Linked DNA regions of Homo sapiens: region 1 is linked to region 2. A link is a contact called in ENCODE Hi-C or POLR2A ChIA-PET data. All regions are on one chromosome and are shown on one strand. Each heading gives the region's core, a stretch centred on a gene start or an enhancer-like site at or near the end of the contact. The rest is flanking DNA. Distances are from core to core; before and after follow the strand shown. Region 1 overlaps FOXJ2 (forkhead box J2). Region 2 overlaps SLC2A14 (solute carrier family 2 member 14).

What was found. Hi-C counts contacts between places; a loop is a spot of excess contacts on that map. ChIA-PET counts read pairs that join two places held with the same protein, here RNA polymerase II (POLR2A). Pooled maps may share reads with other maps.
Region 1: POLR2A ChIA-PET joins it to region 2 with 17 read pairs in activated T-cell. The contact joins two enhancer-like sites. A Hi-C loop is called at or near these places in 4 of 50 pooled maps. POLR2A ChIA-PET finds 5 or more read pairs at or near these places in 8 of 52 experiments (A549, BJ, H1 and 4 more).

The regions. Positions count from the first base shown.
Region 1 is chr12:8,036,721-8,041,036 of GRCh38, reverse strand. It overlaps FOXJ2 (forkhead box J2), which reads right to left. Exons shown (of 11, transcript NM_018416.3): 2 at 872-1,218. The coding sequence starts at 1,204. Among named protein-coding and RNA genes, the nearest start is that of FOXJ2, 6.2 kb to the right of the region's middle. RefSeq lists enhancers at 1,988-2,117, 3,626-3,725. Within about 2 kb of position 2,041, at least 26 of the 41 ENCODE cell types and tissues checked have a DNase peak (open chromatin) inside an H3K27ac peak, as active enhancers do.
Region 2 is chr12:7,841,550-7,845,892 of GRCh38, reverse strand. The region is part of intron 2 of SLC2A14 (solute carrier family 2 member 14); the gene reads left to right. Among named protein-coding and RNA genes, the nearest start is that of SLC2A14, 29 kb to the left of the region's middle. RefSeq lists an enhancer at 2,739-3,623. Within about 2 kb of position 2,021, at least 4 of the 41 ENCODE cell types and tissues checked have a DNase peak (open chromatin) inside an H3K27ac peak, as active enhancers do.

The DNA of each region.
Region 1 (4,316 bases), core at 792-3,291, 200 kb before region 2:
TTGCTTTGCTTAGGAGAGGAGCCCCTTCTTTCTTCATCTCCAGCCAAACAACTTAACTTCTCATTACTTGCTTGGTAGCCAGCTGTTTGTAAAGAACCTAATTATATTATGATTTTTCTTGGAATGCAGCTTTTCAAAAGATGATGACTGTGCAATGGAGCTATGGAAATCTGATGCTCTAGATTAGACTCCTACCTCTAGGTAGGAAGGAGTGATGCCATGCCTTGCACAGTGACTGGAACATCGTAGAATGGCAATAAACATTTGTGAAATGAGTGAATATCCTCTTTGAGGGATCAGAAGACAAGAGGATGTGGGCCGGGTGCAGTGGCTCATGCCTGTAATCTCAGCACTTTGGGAGGCTGAGGCGGGTGGATAATGAGATCTGGAGTTCGAGACCAGCCTGGCCAACATAGCGAAACCCTATCTCTACTAAAAATACAAAAAATCAGCCGGGCACGGTGGCGGGCACCTGTAATCCCAACTACTCAGGAAGCTGAGGCAGGAAAATCGCTTGAACCTGGGAGGTGGAAGTTGCAGTGAGCCGAGATCATGCCATTGCACCCCAGCCCAGGCGACAGTACGAGACTCTGTCTCAAAAAAAAAAAAGAAGATAAGAGGGTGTGATGAGCAACAGCGTCCTGCCATCCCCATCACTATACTTAATGGCTTGGAGTTTCCCTAATATACCTTATAAAAGTTGTTCAACTCTGAAAAAAAAGTAGAGGGCAGAACATATGAGATTTTAAGTTTTCACATCTCTGAGACAAACCAGAGTAAACTGAACAGGTTACAAGAAGAAACAAAACCTTTTTCTCTAAAAAGGCTGTTGAAGCCTAAACCTAAGCCAAGATTATAGAAGCATTCCCACCTTCCAACCAATGCCAGCATTCTTGTAATAGGGGAAGTTATCACAGATCCAGCGGTAAATCTCGCTGAGGGTCATCTTCTTGGCTGGAGAGGAGTTGATGGCATAGGTGATGAGAGTGGCATAGCTGTATCGTGGCTTGCCGTCCTGGTGCACTGCTGCCTCGTCTTTGCTCAGGGTGGCATTAGGATCTGTGGGTGACCCTGGTGAACACTTGCGGCTGCTCCCGGGAGGCCCAGCCTGGGAGGCACTTCCAAGCTTCTCAATGGTAGCTCGGAGGGTCAGCTGGGGGAGCCAGTCTATGGAGGTGAGGCTACTCTCTAGGTCAGAAGCCATGGTACTTCTGGGTTCTGCAGAGAAGACAAAGAGGAGACGAAAATACTGGGGGCAAGTAATACTCAAATCCTTTTGTTTGAGGGAAGTAGAGTTTCTTCCTACTCTCATTCCCATAAGACACCCATGGCATGGCCTTCCACCAGGTGTTCCCAGAATCCCCAAGCAGATCTATCTACCAGATGATGGACTGCTAGTTACCCTACATCTTATTGTGGAGCAGGGCCAAGGGGCCTCTCCATGTAAGACTAAAAGAGACCAAACTTCACACCAAATGGAGCTATTTCCTCAATTCACCTTACTCATAGCCCTACAACATAGTATTTTTAAACTATGTAGGAATGGGTTTGAAAAAAGAAAAACCCCACTTAGATAGCAGGTAAAATTAAAAGTCCATTCTGCAATCATGTGACACCTGTTATATTTTCATACAACATGCACAGATAGACGGCACGAACGTACATATAAAGCAAAAGTCTACCTAAATACAAACATACACGGATGAAGCACACACCAACACGTCTAAAGATGTTTCCTACTAGATGCATTACGAGCACTTGCCCTTTTTATCCCACACACATGTGCACCTGAGGCATATTAGATATATCCCAGGCATAAAGTATACATGACAACCAGCAGACAGACTCATAAACAGTGAAGCACATACACAGAGATCACGATTACATATACAGCATACATTACCACCAGAGGACAAAGTCACACACAGAAGCAACACATCCTGAAGTACACAGCTGCCCTCACACTTTTTAAGCTACCCCTTGCACGCTCCCGCCCACAGACACCAACACCAGGAAGAAGTCATCCACAAGGACCTCCCACCTCTCAGCCTGCTGGGCTTCACCGAGCCAGGGAGACACCCAGCTGTGTGCCTACCGGTAACAATCAGATAGCCTGGCTAAAAATAGCCACTCTGGAGCTCGGAGCTGGCTCCCCTTCTCCGCCCTCCTCCTCCCTCCTTCCTTCCCAGCCAGGCAGGCACGCTCGCTGCACCTCCATGCAAACTCCTGGAGCTGCCAGACCGCCTACGCCTGATGCTTGCACGCCCTGCTGCCACCCACACTGCCTGGGCACTCTTGCCAGCAGAGAGGTATAGCTAGTGACATCTTGCGAGGGAAGGTGAAGAACGATGGGTGATATCTGTATTGCAGGGTCTAGAAAGGCTGGCAGGAACCCCTAGGTAGCCATTTGGCACTCCCCTAGAGCTGATGCCAGCAACCCCCTAAGCACTTGCTGCCTAGCAGGTTTGTGCCTGCACAGCCGCCAGATGCCAGCTAACATTGTCTTCCTCAGTCCCACCAGGGCACTTCTCCTGAGGAGCCAGGACTAGATTGCCTCAAAGTTCAGAATCCTGAACAGAAACGTATGATGTAAGTGATCTCTAAATCCACAGCCAGATATATGCACAAGCGTATCCATAAAATACAACAGATCCACACACTTTGCAGGCCAAAGCTCAACAGCAGATAGGACCATGTCCCCCTCTCTCCTGACTCCAACACATCCTTCAGGGTCTCAGCTCCCTCTTCTATCCTAGGTAGTGATTCTTCTGCCCTTGACCCTTAAGCCTTTCTCCTAGGGGTCAGCATTCTGACTTACTCCCCTCTCCCCAAGGTCCCACCCACGCAGATGGCAATCTGCATGTGTGCACAAGTACCCAGCTCCTAACCAGCAACACACTCACTCCACAAGGCTGAAGGAAACACCTTAGTGCCTCAGGGGCGGGGGCAGCAAGAGACGCAACTCTAACCCAAGAATTGTTTGACAGGAGAAAAGGGGCGGAGCGAGGGGGGCTGGCATGTTTATAAATAGCGTCATGAAGGGTTTCCCCTTTATCCTTAGCTTCTCTCCCACTATCCTCTTCATCCCACTGCCACCTTGCCCTAACCATGGAAACTTGGAAACTAATAGGAACACTTAATCATTCCAGGAACCTCACACCTTCCAATACTACTAAGTCAAAACACCCCAGTCCCTGGGCTATAGCAGATCACATATATACTTGTATACTTGTAGCAGGATCACAGTCCTGTAGCTGGGTCATCTGAGCTGAAGAGTGGCATGCCAATGAGCAGGTTTCCAATGACCAGGGTCCTCCTGGGTCCTCCCCAGATGGGGAGGTCCCTAAAGTACTTCTGCCCTATTCCCTATTTATCTCCTTCTAAAGATCCCTAGGAAATTTCATCTTAAGAGCACGGAGGCCTTCAGTTGATGTTCATTTGAAACAACTTTCCCAGCATTGGACAGGGGCATGAGAGTGGATTTAAAGTGTTTAGAGGGCTTACAGAAGAACCCATTTGGCACATGCCAATCACAGTGAGTTCCTGAAAGGGAAGCACTCTCAGCCTTTTGCAAGTTGTTCTACGCCCTTCCCTACCCTTACCCTAGCACCAGGTTAGGACACTGAGGTTAAATTTAACCTTTCTCCAGCCCCCTTCCAGTCAGCCCTCCAGATACAGCCCCCAGCACTCAAAATATATTCAAATCTCACCAGCTACAAGCAGCTTGTAGCATCTGATTCTTTTGATCTTTCCGCACCGTTCTCCTTTGACCCATCCCACTTCCTCACCCTCTTCACTTCCCCATTTGTGAAGGGCAGCCCAGCATGTAGAGCCTCAGAGACTGAGGTTCCTTGGTTCTATTCCAAATCCTGCTGGACTGTCCCTAACCATCCGTGCCTCTCTGATGAAGTGTTTTTTGTTTTTGTTTTGTTTTGTTTTGTCTTTTTGGAGACGAAGCCTTGCTCTGTGGCCCAGGATAGAGTACAGTGGCGCGATCTCGGCTCACTGCAACCTCCATCTCCTAGGTTCAAGCGATTTTCCTTTCTCAGCCTCCCGAGTAGCTGGGATTATAGGCACACGCCACCACACCCGGCTATTTTTTGTATTTTTAGTAGAGGTGGGGTTTCACCATGTTGGCCTGGCTGGTCTTGAACTCCTGACCTCAGGTGATCTACCCATCTCGGTCTCCCAAAGTGCTGGGATTACAGGTGTGAAACACCATGCCTGGCCCCCAGTGAAGTCTTGATGCCTCAGTTTCCCCCTTCCATAAAAGAGATGAACCCATAAACCCTGCCAAAGCATCGTCCCTGGAGGGA
Region 2 (4,343 bases), core at 772-3,271:
CTCAAACTCCTCAGATCAGGAAATCCACCCGCCTTGGCATCCCAAAGTGCTGCGATTACAGGCGTGAGCCACCACGCCTGGCCTTGAGTTTGCATTTCTTTTTTTTTTTTTTTTGAGATGGAGTCTCGCTGTGTCGCCCAGGCTGGAGTGCAGTGGCGCGATCTCAGCTCACTGCAAGCTCTGCCTCCCGGGTTCATGCCATTCTCCTGCCTCAGCCTCCCAAGTAGCTGGGACTACAGGCGCCTGCCACCACGCCCGGCTAATTTTTTGTATTTGTAGTAGAGATGGGGTTTCACCATGTTAGGCAGGATGGTCTCAATCTACTGACCTCATGATCCACCCGCCTCGGCCTCCCAAAGTACTGGGATTACAGGCGTAAGCCACCACGCCTGGCCTTGAGTTTGCATTTCTAACAGGATCCTGGGAGATTCTGATGTTGCTGGTCCCCGGACCACAATTTGAGTAGCACTAGTCTAGATGATTTCCGAAGTCAAGCAATACAGTTGACATACATAGTACATAAATGTGTGGTTATTTTATTGTTCCTTGATTAAAAATAACTTTCCTTTGGGAATGGAGGAGCATGAATAGACTAAATCAAGTTGGTTTTGTTTTTCTCTGCCATTTGCAAGCTGTGATATCCATTGACCCCTTTCTTTGTTTTGTAAAATGACCAACCATAGAGGTTTGCCCAGGTACTTTCAGTGCTAAAACTGAGATAGTCCTGGGCAAACGGGATGATTGGGTGACCTCTCCATTCACGAGGCTAGTGAAATAGAAAGAATGTATAAGGAAAAATGAACGTGGCTAGGGATCAGAAAATGCAGTTTCTAGTCGTAATTCACAACTTATTAATATTCTGACCTTAAATTGATCATTTAAATTCTCTTTCAGTTTTTGCACCTATAAAATGGTGATAATGTTAACTACTTTACTTACTTACCACAAAAGTTTTGAGGATCAATTGAAATAATGGATAAAAAGATTATTAAAATACCATATACATATTAAGACAAAGATGTAGCTCACTTGTTTTTGCTTAGAATTTACGATTTACAGCCCGGTGCGGTGGCTCACACCTGTAATCCCAGCACTTTGGGAGGCCAAGGCGGGTGGATCAGCTGAAGTCAGGGGTTCGAGACCAGCCTGGCCAATATGGTGAAACCCCTCTTTACTAAAAATGTAAAAATTAGCTGGATGTGGTGGCATTTGCCTGTAATCCCAGCTACTCGGGAGGCTGAGGCACGAAAACTGCTTGAACCTGGGAGGTGGAGGCTGCAATGAGCCGAGATTGTGCCACTGAACTCCAGCCTGGGTGACAGAGTGAGACCCTGTCTAAAAAAAAAAAAGGAGTTTACTATTTACTGGCAAAAAATAGCAACCCAGCAATCTCATTCCTAAGCATACAACAAGTATACAATCGAGAGAAAAGAATTCATACATTCAGCAAATATCAGGAATGTTTATAATAGCTCGAACTGGAAACAATGATGCATACATCAGTGGGAGAATAGATAAGTAAATGTTGTCATAGCCAAAAGTGGAATACTACTCAGCAGTAAGAAGGAATGAACTACCAACACCACCACATAGTACTCGTAGACACGATGCTCAGTGAAAAAACATCTGAGCACAAAAGAGTACATACTGTATGGTTCCATTTAAAGGTCAAGAACAACAAAATTCATTGATGATGGCGGAAGTAAAAATAGCAATTTCTTCTGGAGAAGGAGGCTATAGACTGGAACCAGCACTAGGAAACTTTTTGAGGAGCAAGAAATGTTAAAGAATCTAGATCTTGATCTGGTTAATGGTTATGCCTGTGAATACAGATATAAATATTCACCCAACTGTAAACTCCAGATTAGTGCATTTTTATCTGCTTTATTGCATGTGCCCTTCAGTAAAGTAGAAAAAAATAAAAGAAAAGACAACAATAAAGGAAGGAAGAACTCACCCTCAATTCTATCACCACTAGAAAACAATGTGTTTTTTTCTTGAAATGTTTGCATTCTAACCGCCCCAGCACTAAGAAGAGGTTCAGTTTTGTAATTGGAACGTCTGATGAGCATCTGATGAGTGGATCCAGAGGTTATCCCCTCATGTCGAGTTGATGATGATATTTCAGCTTCTAGACTTGAGCAAGATGACAGCAAAGGGAAGCGGAAACCCTGGGTCACTGGTTCAGGAAGACGGCCAGGTTTACATCAACGTTGCAACAAATCTGGTGGCTTTTTTTTTCGTTTCGTGTTGCTGTTTCTTTTCTTCCTCTTCATCTTTGGGTCCGTTTGCTACTTTTCTTGGATTGATTTTCCACTCTACCCCACTACACAACGTACTCTTTGGGGAGGAGGGGGGTCTTTACATTTTCTTCCACTCTCCGACTTTCCCATATTTTCTCATGTGTCTCAGTGAATTCAATGGTATGTGCTAACATTTTCTTTTATGAGTCTATTCCAGGGGCTCACATCCTGTCCCCTGCCCGAGGAGCCTTCCAGTAGCCTTTACAGCCGCATTCTCAGGCTTTCATCCACTCTTTTTGAAACAGCGCCTGTGACATTCCCACTCATTACAGCGTGCCCCTCCCATGCCTCCAGGAAATTCTCTGTTTTCCCACCGGCTTTCTACTCAGCAGCTATTCTCAGTCTAATGCGCTTCATTCACCGTCAGCCTTCCTCAGGAAGACATAAAAAAGGGTGAAAAAGAACATTTATTTCTCAGGAAGGATTGGTCAGCTGACTAAGTTGTCTGAGGGTCTAAAAAGATGAGGGGGTAACTCAAAGCATAAATGCTTGAGGAGATGGATACCCCATTCTCCATGAGGTGATTATTTTACATTGCATGCCTATATTAAAACATTTATGTGGCCAGGCGCGGTGGCTCACACCTGTAATCCCAGCACTTTGGGAGGCTGAGGCGGGCGGATCACCTGAGGTCGGGAGTTCGAGACCAGCCTGATCAACATGTAGAAACCCTATCTCTACTAAAAATATAAAATTAGCTGGGTGTGGTGGCACATGGCTGTAATCACAGCTACTCGGGAGGCTGAGGCAGGAGAATCACTTGAACGCGGGAGGCGGAGGTTGCGATGAGCCGAGATCGCACCATTGCACCCCAGCCTGGGCAACAAGAGCGAAACTCCATCACAAAAAAAACAAAAAAAAAAAAAAGAGAAAAAGAAAGAGTAGATGTGAGTCAGCTAAGCACTTCAGTCATCATGTAGCTGTTTTCCTGTGAGTGGGGGGAGGGGGGTGGTAGCCTGGTGATTGTGTCCCACTGATAGCTACACAGAGAAAGAAGGACATTTATAGCTTTAGAGCACTGCTAGAGAAAAGTTAAGGAACTCAAAGAACTGTCTTCACTTCATGCAAGCAATTATCTGTGTTGCTTATATATTGGCACTTGTATAGAAGAAGTCTTTTCCCGCTTCTCGGCCTTTTGGCTAAGATCAAGTGAAGATGACTTTTAAAACCCTTGTCTGTGATCCTGCAATCACCCTCCTTGGTACTTACATAAATGAGTTGAAATCATGCATCTACATGAAAACCTGCAAACGAATGTTTAGAGCAGTTTTATTCGTAGTTGCTAAAACTTACCAAGATGTCCTTCAGTAGGTGAAGGGATAAACTGTGGTGCATCCAAATAATGGAATATTATCCAGTGATAAAAAGAAATGAGCCACGAAAAGACATGCAGGGACCTTCAATGAATATCACTAAGTGAAATAAGCCAATCTGAAAAGGCTACATAATGTATGACTCCAACTGTATGACATTCTGGAAAAGGCAAAACTATGCAAAAAGACAGCAAAAAGATCAGTGATTGCCAGGGGTTGGAGGAGTAGGGAAGGGAGGTGGAACATGGGATCTTTTTTTTTTTTTTCTTTTGAGACAGAGTTTCGCTCTTGTTGCCCAGGCTGGAGTGCAATGGTGCAATCTCGGCTCACTGTAACCTCTGCCTCCTGGGTTCAGTCAATTCTCCTGCCTCAGCCTCCTGAGTAATTGGGATTACAAGCATGCACCACTACGCCCGGCTAATTTTATATTTTTAGTAGAGATGGGGTTTCACCATGTTGGTTGGGCTGGTGTCGAACTCCTGACCTCGTGATCTGCCCACCTTGGCCTCCCAAAGTTCTGGGATTACAGGCGTTAGCCACTGCACCCAGCCTGGAACATGGGATTTTTAGGGCAGTAAAGCTGTTCCGTATGATATCATACATTTATCAAACCTATAGAATATACAACACAAAGAATGAACTTGAATATAAACTATGGACTTTATGTAATAATAATATATCAATATTAGCCCATCAATTATTAACATGACAGATGTGGCTCGGCGAG